Linked DNA regions of Homo sapiens: region 1 is linked to region 2. The links are chromatin contacts, found by Hi-C or POLR2A ChIA-PET in ENCODE. All regions are on one chromosome and are shown on one strand. Each heading gives the region's core, a stretch centred on a gene start or an enhancer-like site at or near the end of the contact. The rest is flanking DNA. Distances are from core to core; before and after follow the strand shown.

Region 1 (5,669 bases), core at 861-3,360, 400 kb before region 2:
GGCTCTATCCTTACATCTTTATACTATTTTTAATTAATATATATGTGTGAGTATGGTGGGGGAGGAGTGAGGGAGAGATATCACCTCCAAAGTCACCTCAACAGAACTTTTCTTGATCCTATTTGCCTTCCTCTAAACTCACATGACATTTTATCTATATTTTTCTCTTGGCAGTCAGTATTTTATGTATACACACACATATAATTATATATAATTAACTATAATATAATTAAATGTATAACACATGTTATAATTAATTATAATTTGATATATAACACAATTATATTAGAATTAATTATAATAAATACATAATAATTATAAACAATTATAATTAAATATGTAACAATTATATTATAATTAATTATAATAAATATATAACAATTATAATTAATTACATAACATAATTATAATTAATTATAATAAATACATAACAAATATAATTATGATTACTATATAACATAACTATTATAATTATATAACATAATTATAATTAATTATAATCAAATATATAATACAACTAATTATAAATATATAACAATTATATATAATATATTCAACTAATTATTCTAATTAAATAGATAATATAATTATAATTAATTATAATATATAAGTATATTATAAACATATAAGTATATGCAAAATTATATGTGTATATTTTATATACATATCATTATATATTAAGAATACATAATTTTTGTTTTTTTAAAGAGATGAGGTCTCACTGTTTTTCCCAGGCTGAACTCAAACTCTTGGGTTCAAGTGATACTCCCACCTCAGCCTTCCAAGTAGCTGGGATTAAAGGTGAGTGCCACCATGCCAGGCCCCTCTACATTTTAAAAACGGTTACTTATTTATAACTCTGTTAGCACCTTTACTATACATTAAGCTCCTTGTGGGCAGAAGGCATACCTGAGAGCCCCTGGTTCCTTTGTGACCCATATGGCATCTGTCTGACCTGTAGAAGGTGCTCAAGAAACACTTGACAATGGAATGAATGAATGGATGGGCCTGTGATCATCCCCAGCTTCTTCAGAATACTTTCCACTTCAAAAACATGTTTGATGAAAGCAGTCAGTCACAAAAGACCACATACTAAATGATCCCATTTATAGGAAATGTCCAGTATAGGCAAATGTATAAAGAGCAGAAGTGGTGGTTGCCTAGGGCTGGGGTGGTGGTGGTGGTAACAAGGATAGGGAGTCACTGCTGATTGTTGCACAACTCTGAGGATATACTAAACACCATTGCATGGTACTTTAAATGGGTAAATTTTATGTTATACACATTTTGTGTCAATAAAGCTTTTGAAATACTTTTGAAATTTTGTCAAATTTTAACAAAAGTATCTTTAAATGCATTTTTTTCCTGTTTTTATGTTTACCGTATATACATAGGGACTTGCATTATATAATATTTATTGTTATTTTTTGAAGTTTGGACTGGGAGCTCATAGCATGTGCTTTGGGACTTCATTAACCATTTCAGAGATGCAAGGCAGTGTGAGAGGGAATTCTTGTGAGCCTATGCAGAATGACCTCATTCTCTCTGTCAGAGAAATACTGCACTAAGTTATTTTAGTATTAGCAGAATGTCGTTGTTGGATATATTTGGACAGTATATTTTTGTTTCAAGTCATTGAAGAAGTTTGTCTTCATGGAGTAATATATTGCTTTATCTTAATAAATAGGCATAGCATTGGCAGAAGTACAAGGAATGGTGCTATTTTTCTGTCACCTTCAGAATGAAGAGGTAGGTATAGTTTGTTTTTTAGCCTGTTGATCTTGTACTTCTCATTAACAGGTACTTTATTTTTAAAAGTATGTTTTACATTAAAATAGCATTTGTGCACTAATGAAGCAATACTTATTAATAAAACATGCCCTTAGATAAATTGTTTAATGCAGTTTTCTTTTTTCTTCCACATTGTGGGGACTAGTGGTTTCTGTGTTGATGAAAGAGCAGGGAGCATCTTTTCTTGTGTGTTCATTCATGCAAAATTTTGCCCTCTTGAAAAATGAACAAAGATCATAGCCAGAAGGTATTTATCATGCAGTTAACCACAAGAAATCTTGAATGAGATCATCATCAAGTAACTTAAATAAAACAGTTATTTTCTGACACTTTATCACCAGAGTCATTCTTTAGGACACTTAGCATTATTATGTATGCATTTTTCTTTTTCATATAATTGCCAACTATTTTGAAGAATGGGATGCTTCAGATTAACGTCTTGGGAGGGAGACACAATCTACTTGACCCTGATTTAAAGGAATAGTGGAAGTGGGTGGTTCTTCACCACACATGTGATTGTTACTAGGGATTCTTCATAGACTCTGTCATAGCAAAAGTATTATATTTGGCTTCTCATGACGTGTCCCGTGACTAGCAGAGTGTTGCTCAGTGGAATGGCTTGGGCTGAATCAGTAGGTCTTTCCAAGTATAAATTTGAGTGCTCACTAGACCAGAGAGAGGCAGAGGCGTCAGGATTTGGTGGGAGATTCTCTGAGTGTTGCAAATAGTCCCCATCCCTCCTGTGCATGACCCAAGAGTTTGCTCTGAGACACCTATTGAATAAATGGCCAGCCAGCACTGTGGTTAGGTGAAAGGAGCACGAATATTGATAGATATTTAAGCCCTGACGTGACTGAGCCTGGCCTTCAGCTTTGCCTCTTACTATATTTGTGATGTCCAAGAGTGACAGGGGCTAACATAGCTATAAATAAGCAACTATTAAGAAATTGTAAAAAGCAGTGACTGCCAAGAGAAAAATATAGAGAAAATGCCGTGTGAATTTGGAGGAAGTTTAGAGTGATAGGAGCTGTGTGCCAAAGCCACTAGTCTTTCTTGGGCAATTCCCATTATGGAACAAAGGGATCCAGAATGCATTTTCCCAAAGAAAGAATGAGTACAGATGAAATATTGTTGTTAGAATAATTCTTCAGGCTTATCATGGGTTTTTGGGTTAACTTGGAAACCCAAATAGCATTTTACTTTTTAATGACGAATATACAAATGAGCTATGGCACCCCTGAAGAGTTGGCATGGTTTTCCATAGCTGCGGTCAAGGTTGGCTCCTTTCTGTACAGGTTTTCCATATGTCTTGTGAGAGGGTTTGAAATATCAACTTTGGATTCCAACATCTGAGTTCAGTTATTGTCTCTATGCAGTTTTGATTACAAGCAAACATTTGTATACATACAAATGTGTGTCTGTGTATGTGTGTTTGTCACTTAAGAAAATAATGTGTCAACCACAGATATGTTAGTATGAGCATTTTAACAGTTCGTTAGTCACTGAAGTTTTTTTGCAGTACAGGCTAATGCCAAAGGCAAGCTTTCTCCTGCTTGCTGTTTTGCCCAGGGCTGGCATGGCTGGTCAGTGACATCAAGGGATTGTAACAATTCACTTTTATAATAGTTGATATAATTTTGGTTGGCTTTTGTTTATTCACTATTTCAAGTATGATGGTGGTGGTTTTTTGTTTTTGCTTTTCTCTGCTTCAAAGCTATCAACGATTGCATTCCTCTCCTCCACTAAACTTTATGTAGGAGGGAGGGAGGATTTAGTACCTGCACATGGAAATACTTTGATGCTGTGTCGGGTCATTTTTCAGGGAGACAGAGGCCAGAGTCTGTGAAGGTCTGTAGCTGCAGAATGGTTAGCACAGAGGCAATTGATACAATGAGGGGGCTCAGGTTTTGGGACCAGCCAGCCCTGAGTCACCATGGGGCTCTTTATAACATTGGAATAATACTTAACTCAGGGCTAACCTAATGCCTAGAACATTGTAGAATCAGTAGAGACTAAATTGGCATGGTATTGGATTGCTGACTAGAAATACTTCTATCTCAACCTTATAACCAACTGGCTGTTTTACCTTGGGTATGTTTCTTTATTTCTCTGGGCCTTAGTGTTCTTATCTGTCAGATGGTGGAATGGACTGTTATCTCTAAGATTCCCTTGATAGATTCTGAGCTTTTTAGATAAGAACCATTTTCATTCGTCTTTGTTTCCTAACACTGCGATTATACTTGGACAAAACATTTTTTTGAACGAATGATTAGATTTGCAGCTATAGTTATATAGCTACATATAGTTATAATTATGAGCTTATTTGTATATGTCTGTGAACATTTATAAATGAGAATTGTCTTTTTTTGAGGTTATCCTCAAGCAGCCTGAAATGCAATTTTATCTCTAAATGTTCATTCATACATATACATATGTGTGTATGCCTAGAACTAATATATAAAATTTAAAAATTAGAAAAAAATAAAAATGATCAAGGTGCAAGAGTATACGTTTAAACAAATCTATTGCTTTAGAAGAATTTATTTATGTTGCATTATTTGGATATGATGCTTAGAATAACTTGGCTAGTAGAAAAATGCTGTTGGCAGCTTCTAGGTTTAAAAAAAGCACCCCAGAGAATTAGGGAAAAAATAGTAGTTAAAAGGGTACTGTCAAGGTTGGTAGGTCTAAATTTAACAGAGCAGCTGTGTTTTGGTTTGGAAGGGTGTGTGTGTCATGCTATCTCCCCGCGCTGTTTGCTTGCCCTGTTATGAGGCAGAAACATGTTATAATGGAGATAGAGATCCTGCCTTTTGAAATGCAGCCTCAAGAAGTGGCTGCTTGAATGTTGCAGTGCCCCCACTGGCTTACAAGAACCTTGTCAGTGTTTGGAGAAGTTTAAAGCTAGCAGGTGTAATTGTTGTTATGCTTTCTGGCTTGGCTGTGGTCTTTTTCTGAAGGAACTCTTCAAGAACATTGAGCAGTATTCTCTGTGCTTGAAATATTGTGTTTTATTGCATTTAAGATGCCAGTAATTATAAGATTTTATTTTATTTTTTGAGATGGAGTCTTGCTCTGTCACCCAGCCTGGAGAGCAGTGGTTCAATCTCAGCTCACTGCAGTCTCTGCCTCCTGGGTTCAAGTGATTCTGGTGCCTCAGCCTCCTGAGTAGCTGGGATTACAGGCACGTTCCACCACGCCTGGCTAATTTTTTGTATTTTTAGCAGAGACAGGGCTTTGCCATGTCGGTCAGGCTGGTGTCAAACTCCTGACCTCAAGTGGTCTATCTCCCTCATCCTCCCAAAGTACTGGGATTACTAAAGTCATGAGCCACTGCGCCTGGCATATTTTTAAGATTTTATGTTCCACTAAGAAATAACCTTGACAGTTAAGCTGTGATAAAGTGCTTTCCTATCCATTAGAATATTCATTTTATGTTTATTGGAGTTGTTCTATCTATGTTCATAAATAAAAAGGAAAATTTAAGTGAAATGAATTGGTAGCAATATTCTTGAAGCTTACATTCAGAGCCCAAGTCTTCTGAATCATTTTCTGCCTCCATGTTGTCCATGTGAGTGTTTTTTCCTATACTGTCACCCTGTGTGCCATTAAGAGTGGTAGTAATGTAGCAGTTGTTAAAAAGTGTGCTCTACTGTCTATCCTGGAATTTTCTTCCAAGCTGCTGACTCTCATTCTGCATTTTTTTTTTTTTTTTTTTTTTTTTTTTTTTTTTTAAGACACAGCCTCCTCTGTTACTCAGCTTAGGTACAGTGGCAAGATCTTGGCTCACTGCAACCTCCACCTTTCGGGTTCAAGCAATTCTTGTGCCTCAGTCTCCTGAGTAGCTGGGATTACAGACATGCAGCACCACACTAATT
Region 2 (5,994 bases), core at 273-2,772:
TTCAGCCTTGAACAAAACAGACAAGTTGCTGACGTTTGAATGGGGGAAAGCAGACACTAAACAGCTAAACAAATGAGCCAGATAATCTTACCTATGAATAACAGTTATCTAGAAAGGAAAACTGCATGATGCTCAGGGAAGGTTTCTCTGGGACAGTGTGAATGGCAGGAAGCGGCAGCCTCGGCAAGATCTGCTGTTCAACTCAGTCCTTCAACAAAGGCAGCTCAATAGAGCAGCTGGACCCAGGTGTTGGCACTTCTGTTCCCTTCTCTTGCAGAGACCTGGAGTTTTCTTCCATGCTCTTGGAGGTGGTCTTTCACTCACCAGCTGCCTCACACCCTATCCCCCATCCAATCCCTCCTGCGGACTGTGGTGGCCTCCTTAGAGAGCTGCTGCCTGACACTCGCTCTTCAGAGTTGCCATTGTGTTCTTCCTGACCAGCCCTATCTGCATGAGCTATGGGACCGTGTGCTCTCGGCTGCCCCAGCCAACCTGGCCTTGCCTGTTTTGCAGTGATGTACCAGGCTGTCTGGGGATTCAGGCTCCATTGCTGGAGCTGTCCTTCACTCATCAGGTTCAGAGAGCTCAGAACCAGAAACCAGGAGACCTAGGTTCTCATCCTAACTTGCTATGTGACCTTGGTTAAGCCTGTCTGGACTCCCATCTATAAAATAAAAGGACTGCATTAGTGATTCTCTAACTGTTCTGTGGGACCCAGGTCTTTTCTCTCTGCAGAAGTGATTCGAATTTTATCCAAAAACTATTTTTATGGTTGTAATAGAAAAAACAAAACTCCAATGGTTTATATGCCAAATATCAACAGTTTAAAACCCAACATGTTAATTTGTTTTGCTAGGCAAACTCGTTTTTGCACAGATCTTAGACTAAATCTCTTATTGCCATCTGTGTGTGTGCATGTGTGCATATATATATATGTAAACTATTTATTAAAATGTCATTGATTTGGATGCTTGTAACTCAGCTCTTATCTGGGATGTCTGCACCTAATAAACAGTACCAGCAAGTGCATGACTACAGTGCATACGTTCCCTGAGCAACTCACCACCAGGTCTGTGCTAGCAGCATGTTCTCAGTGAACATTGTAATATAGGCTAGGCCTGGCTTTTTTTTTTTTTTTTTTTTTTTTTTTTTTTTTTTGTAGTTAAATGTTTTAGTTGGAAGGAACTTTAGATATACAGAAAAGTTGTCAAGACAGTAGACAGTTCCTATGTATTCTTCACCAGCCTCCCCTAATGTTAACCTTTTACATACCCCTCATCGCATTGGCAGAGCAGGGAAATTAACATTGGTACAGTACTGTTACCCAAATTACAGACTTCATTCAGATGTCACCAGCTCTTCTACTACTGTTCCCGGGTCCCCTCCAGGGTCCCACATGGCATTTAGTTGTCAGGTCTTCTTAGTCTCCTCCAGTCTGTGTTGGTTTTCCAGTCTTGTTTTTCATGACCTTGACACCTTAGAAGAGTGCGGGTCGTGTATTTTGTAGAATCCCCCTCAATTTGGGTCTGTCTGGTGGATTCTCATGATTAGACTGGGGTTATGCATTCCAGAACCCCAGTCTAATTGTGAGATGAGTTTCAATGCATTCCAGAACCCCAGTCTAATCATGAGATGCAGACCACATGGAGACCTTAATGCATGGAGATCTTGCCCACTAGTAGCGTGGCCCAGCGTTTTGGGACACAGCCCAATCAGACCAGTATTTCCCCTCTGGAGCTGGATTGAGGAGGGAACATGGGGACTGAAACCTTGAATGCTTCTGCTTTAATTACCCCGAAAAGGTAAAAAGCATTGGGCGGAGGAGCCCCCTCATTAGGGATCACTGGGGATACTGAGCAGCATTACTGTTGAGAGTGTGAAGGCAGAGGAAAGCTGAGATACAGCTCTTAGTGATGTCCCTTGGCTGAAGCCCCATGGGAAATGGCCAAATTCTATATTTTATGTCACTGAAAAATTGGTAAGAGTTGGAAAAAGGGAAGGTTCTGTAAGTCACTAGTCTCAGTAATCAGGAATTATTGATACTGTTGGAAATGGAAAGCGTTTCTGTGCTTAGAAGGACATACACGATGTGTGAGTGTGTAAGTGTATGCATATGTGTGTGTGACACAGTGTACATGAGTATATGTGTGACTGAATGTATGCATAAGTGTGTGTGTACGTGAGTGTATGTGTGAGTGCATATGTGTGTATATGTGTATATGACACTGAGTTTGTGAGTTTGTGTGTGTGCATGAGTGTATATGTGAGTATATATATGACTGTGTGTGTGTGAGTATATGTGTGTTTGTGGGTATATGACTGTGTGTTCATGAGTGTTTATGTGAGTATATATGTGACTGTGTGTGAATGTGTATGTAAGTGTATGAGTGTGAGTGTATGACAGTGTGTGTTCGTGAGTATATATGGAAGAATGTGGATGTGTGTGAGTGTATGTGTGTATATGATAGTGTGTGTTTATGAGTGTATATTTTGAGTGTATGTGTATGTGTGTGACTGTGTGTGTATATGTGTGTATATGATAGTGTTTGTGAGTGTATATGTATGTGTGTAATTGCTTGTGTGAATGTATGTGAGTATATTGTGACTGTGTGTGTTTGTGAGTGTGTATGTGAGTATATGTGTGACTGTGTGTATGTGAGTGTATGAGTGTGTATGTGTGTATGATAGCATGTGGGTGTTTGTGAGTGGATAACAGCATGTGTTTGTGAATGTATATGCATGTGTGTGACTGCATATGTGTGAGTATGTGAGTGTACGTGTGTATATGATAGCATGTGTTTTTGAGTGTATGGAAGTGTGTGTTCATGAATATACATGTGAGTATATGTGTGACTGTGTATGTAAGTGTGTGAGTGCATATGTGTATGATAGTGTGATTGTATGACAGTGTGTGCTTGAGAGTGTATATGTGCATGACTGCATGTGTGTGTGTATGTCAGTGTATGTGTGAGTGTATATGTGTGTATATGATAGCATGTGGGTGTTTGTGAATGTATGACAGTGTGGGTTTGTGAATGTATATATATGTGTGACTGCATGTCTGTGTGTATGTCAGTGTATGTGTGAGTGTATATGTGTGTATATGATAGCATGTGGGTGTTTGTGAATGTATGACTGTGGGTTTGTGAATGTATATATATGTGTGACTGCATGTGTGTAAGTCAGTGTATGTGTGAGTGTATATGCGTGTATATGATAGCATGTGGGTGTTTGTGAATGTATGACAGCATGTGTTTGTGAATGTATATGTGTGTGACTGCGTGTATGTGTGTATGTTGGTGTATGTGTGAGTGTATGTGTGTATATGATAGCATGTGGGTATTTGTGAGTGTATGACAGCGTGTGTTTGTATATGTGTGTGACTGCATGTGTGTGTATGTTGGTGTACGTGTGAATGCATGTGTGTGTATATGATAGCATGTGTTTGTGAGTGTATGACAGTGTGTGTTCGTATGTGTGGCCGTGTGTCTGTGAGACTGTGGAACTGGCAGTGGCTTGGGAATTGGGTCCTAGTTCCAGCCTAGTTTCATGCATTCAACAACTCTACATCTCAAATATCCTCTTTCATAAGATGAGCCCACCAGTAGGGCTCAGACTGAGTGGCCTAAACAACAGGCATTGATTTCCCAAAGTTCTGGGGGCTAGGAAGGCCAAGAGCAAGGTATCAGTAGGATTGGTTCCTGGTGAGGGCCCTCTTGCTGGCTTGCACATGGCCACCATCCTCACTGTGTCCTCACAGGGCAGAGAGAGCACTCTGGTCTCTCTTCCTCTTCTCATAAGGACACTAATTCCATCACTGGGACCCTGCTGTCATGACCGTATCTAAACCTAAACAGCTACCAAAGGCCCCATCTCCAAATACCACCACATCGGAGATTAGGGATTCAACATAGGAAATTTAGGGAGCCAGAAACATTCAGTCCATAACAGGGAGGGAATACAAAAGAGACTTCCCATGAGCCCAGGTGTTCTGAGTGGAAGAGACTGAGGGTGGAGGAGGAGCTTGGTGAGTCCAGCCCTTCAGCTGTATCCTCGGATGACTCATCCCGAGAGAGTCCGTAGCTCTTCCAGGGAAAAAAACACCAAGGGACTGACAGAGGGGAGATTAGTGTGTTCTATGAAGCTTGTCACCTTAATGGCCTGATGAAAGGAGGTGACAGAGAAAGATCAGAATAATACCGTAGATCACTTAATGGATTGCCACTATCATTAACAGCCTTAATTAGTCCATAATATACTGTACCTCCACAGCAAGTGCCACTGTTAGAAATGGAAATCAGGCCAGCTGCTGGGGCGGCAAGCAGCAGGAATGCAAATGTCCATGACCCCTCAGATCCACACAAAGCCTTCTGACCTTGGAATTTAAGGTACTGGCTCAAGCACCAAATTCAGTCCTGAGTTTCTAATCAAGCCTGTCTCTGGCTCCTCTCTCTTTACAGTCCTGTTCTCTTCCTCACTGCTCTGACCAATCATTCTAGCTCTTACTGCTTTCGCTTCCCTTGATGGTAATGCCACCTTACGTGTGCCCATCACTTTGTGCTCTTCCCAACTTGTGTCTGTGAGACTGTGGAACCGGCAGCAGCTTGGGAATTGGGTCCTAGTTCCAGTCTAGTTTTATGCATTCAACAACTCTACATCTGAATTTCTTTACTCATAAGATGAGCCCCTACCAGTGGGCCATAGCAGCCACAGCTGCCTAAGATCCTCTCCCAGTATTCTTACAGAAACTGTATATTAGTCCATTTTCACACTGCTATAAAGAAACAACCAAGACTGGGTAATTTATAATGAAAAGAGGTTTAATTGACTCACAGTTCCATATGGCTGGGGAGGCCTCAGGAAACTTACAATCATGGCAGAAAGGGAAGCTGGCACCTTCTTCACAAGGCAGCAGGAGAGACAGCGCACGTGAAGGAGGAGCTGTCAAACACTTGTAAAACCATCAAGTCTCATAAGAACTCACTGTCATGAGAACAGCATGCGGAAAACTGCTCCCACGATCCAATCACCTCCCACCAGGCTCCTCCCTCGATATGTGAGGATTATGAGGATTACAATTCAAGATGATATTTGGGTGGGGACACAGAGCCAAACCATATCAGACTGGGACCATGAAATGAGGGCAAAGGAAGCGGCTGCATGAAACTTGACATCTGGTTACATTGTAGGTTCTTAATGGGCATCGTTAGTAACAGGTGGCTCGCCCCTGTGGCCCACACTCAGCTCTGCAAACTAAGCTGACACACCTGAGAAGGCATCCCAGTGCTTCCTGACCCAGAGCCACTGGGTGTGGTCCTAACCCGAGGGGAAACATCTGTTGGTCTCTCCAATACCCTCAGGCTTTCAGCTGTGCCCATCTCTCTTGACCTGTACCTGAGCTGGGCACACAGGGTTGGCAGTTGGTTTGGGAAGTATGAGAGAGAGAGGGAGGTGGGCCTTGAGATTTTTGTCTCAAGGTCCTAATTGTCCTTTTTGTCAAAGGTCCTAATAAAGCACTTTCTCTGCCTCTCAGATATTGATTCATCATTAATTTTGGACGGGGCATGCACATCATATATTCTTTCCAACCACAGATCGACTGCCATTATTTCCTTCATCATCTTCCTCTTTAAATATATCACGAAGGAATTACAGTGGCTGGGACCATCTATTTCCCTGGAACCAATGCTGAAAGGGGGCTGGGATAGCAAATGTCCTATTAGAGTAAAGTAATGTTCTCCCCTGAATTGAAATGCGCCTTTCTGGTCACCCAGCCCCTTTGATGGTGAAGAGGCAGGAAGCTGTGGAGCCAATTGCTCCCTGTGGAGTGAGAAGGAGGACACTGGGCAGAAGCTGCCAGGCAGAAGAGCCATGGGGCAGCCAGGAACACAGGCCACGACCAAGTCTATTGTTTGCTTTGGTGCCAGAGATTCTTGAGCAAGACGAAGGGCATATTTCTTGGTTGTGATAGTGATAATGAATGTTTCTTGAGTG

The links. A loop is a pair of places that touch in the nucleus more often than their neighbours do. ChIA-PET counts read pairs that join two places held with the same protein, here RNA polymerase II (POLR2A). Pooled maps may share reads with other maps.
Region 1: a loop to region 2 is called in a map with no recorded cell type, with 2.3 times the contacts of the local background. The contact joins the enhancer-like site here to the promoter of FLJ40288 in region 2. A Hi-C loop is called at or near these places in 1 of 37 single-sample maps with no recorded cell type and 2 of 50 pooled maps. POLR2A ChIA-PET finds 5 or more read pairs at or near these places in 1 of 52 experiments (GM10248).

The regions. Positions count from the first base shown.
Region 1 is chr7:133,050,197-133,055,865 of GRCh38, reverse strand. The region is part of intron 2 of CHCHD3 (coiled-coil-helix-coiled-coil-helix domain containing 3); the gene reads left to right. Among named protein-coding and RNA genes, the nearest start is that of MIR3654, 18 kb to the right of the region's middle. Within about 2 kb of position 2,110, at least 9 of the 41 ENCODE cell types and tissues checked have a DNase peak (open chromatin) inside an H3K27ac peak, as active enhancers do.
Region 2 is chr7:132,644,322-132,650,315 of GRCh38, reverse strand. FLJ40288 (Putative uncharacterized protein FLJ40288) reads right to left here and starts at 1,522. Exons shown (of 5, transcript NR_046323.1): 1 at 1,273-1,522. It also overlaps a transcript of PLXNA4 not described here.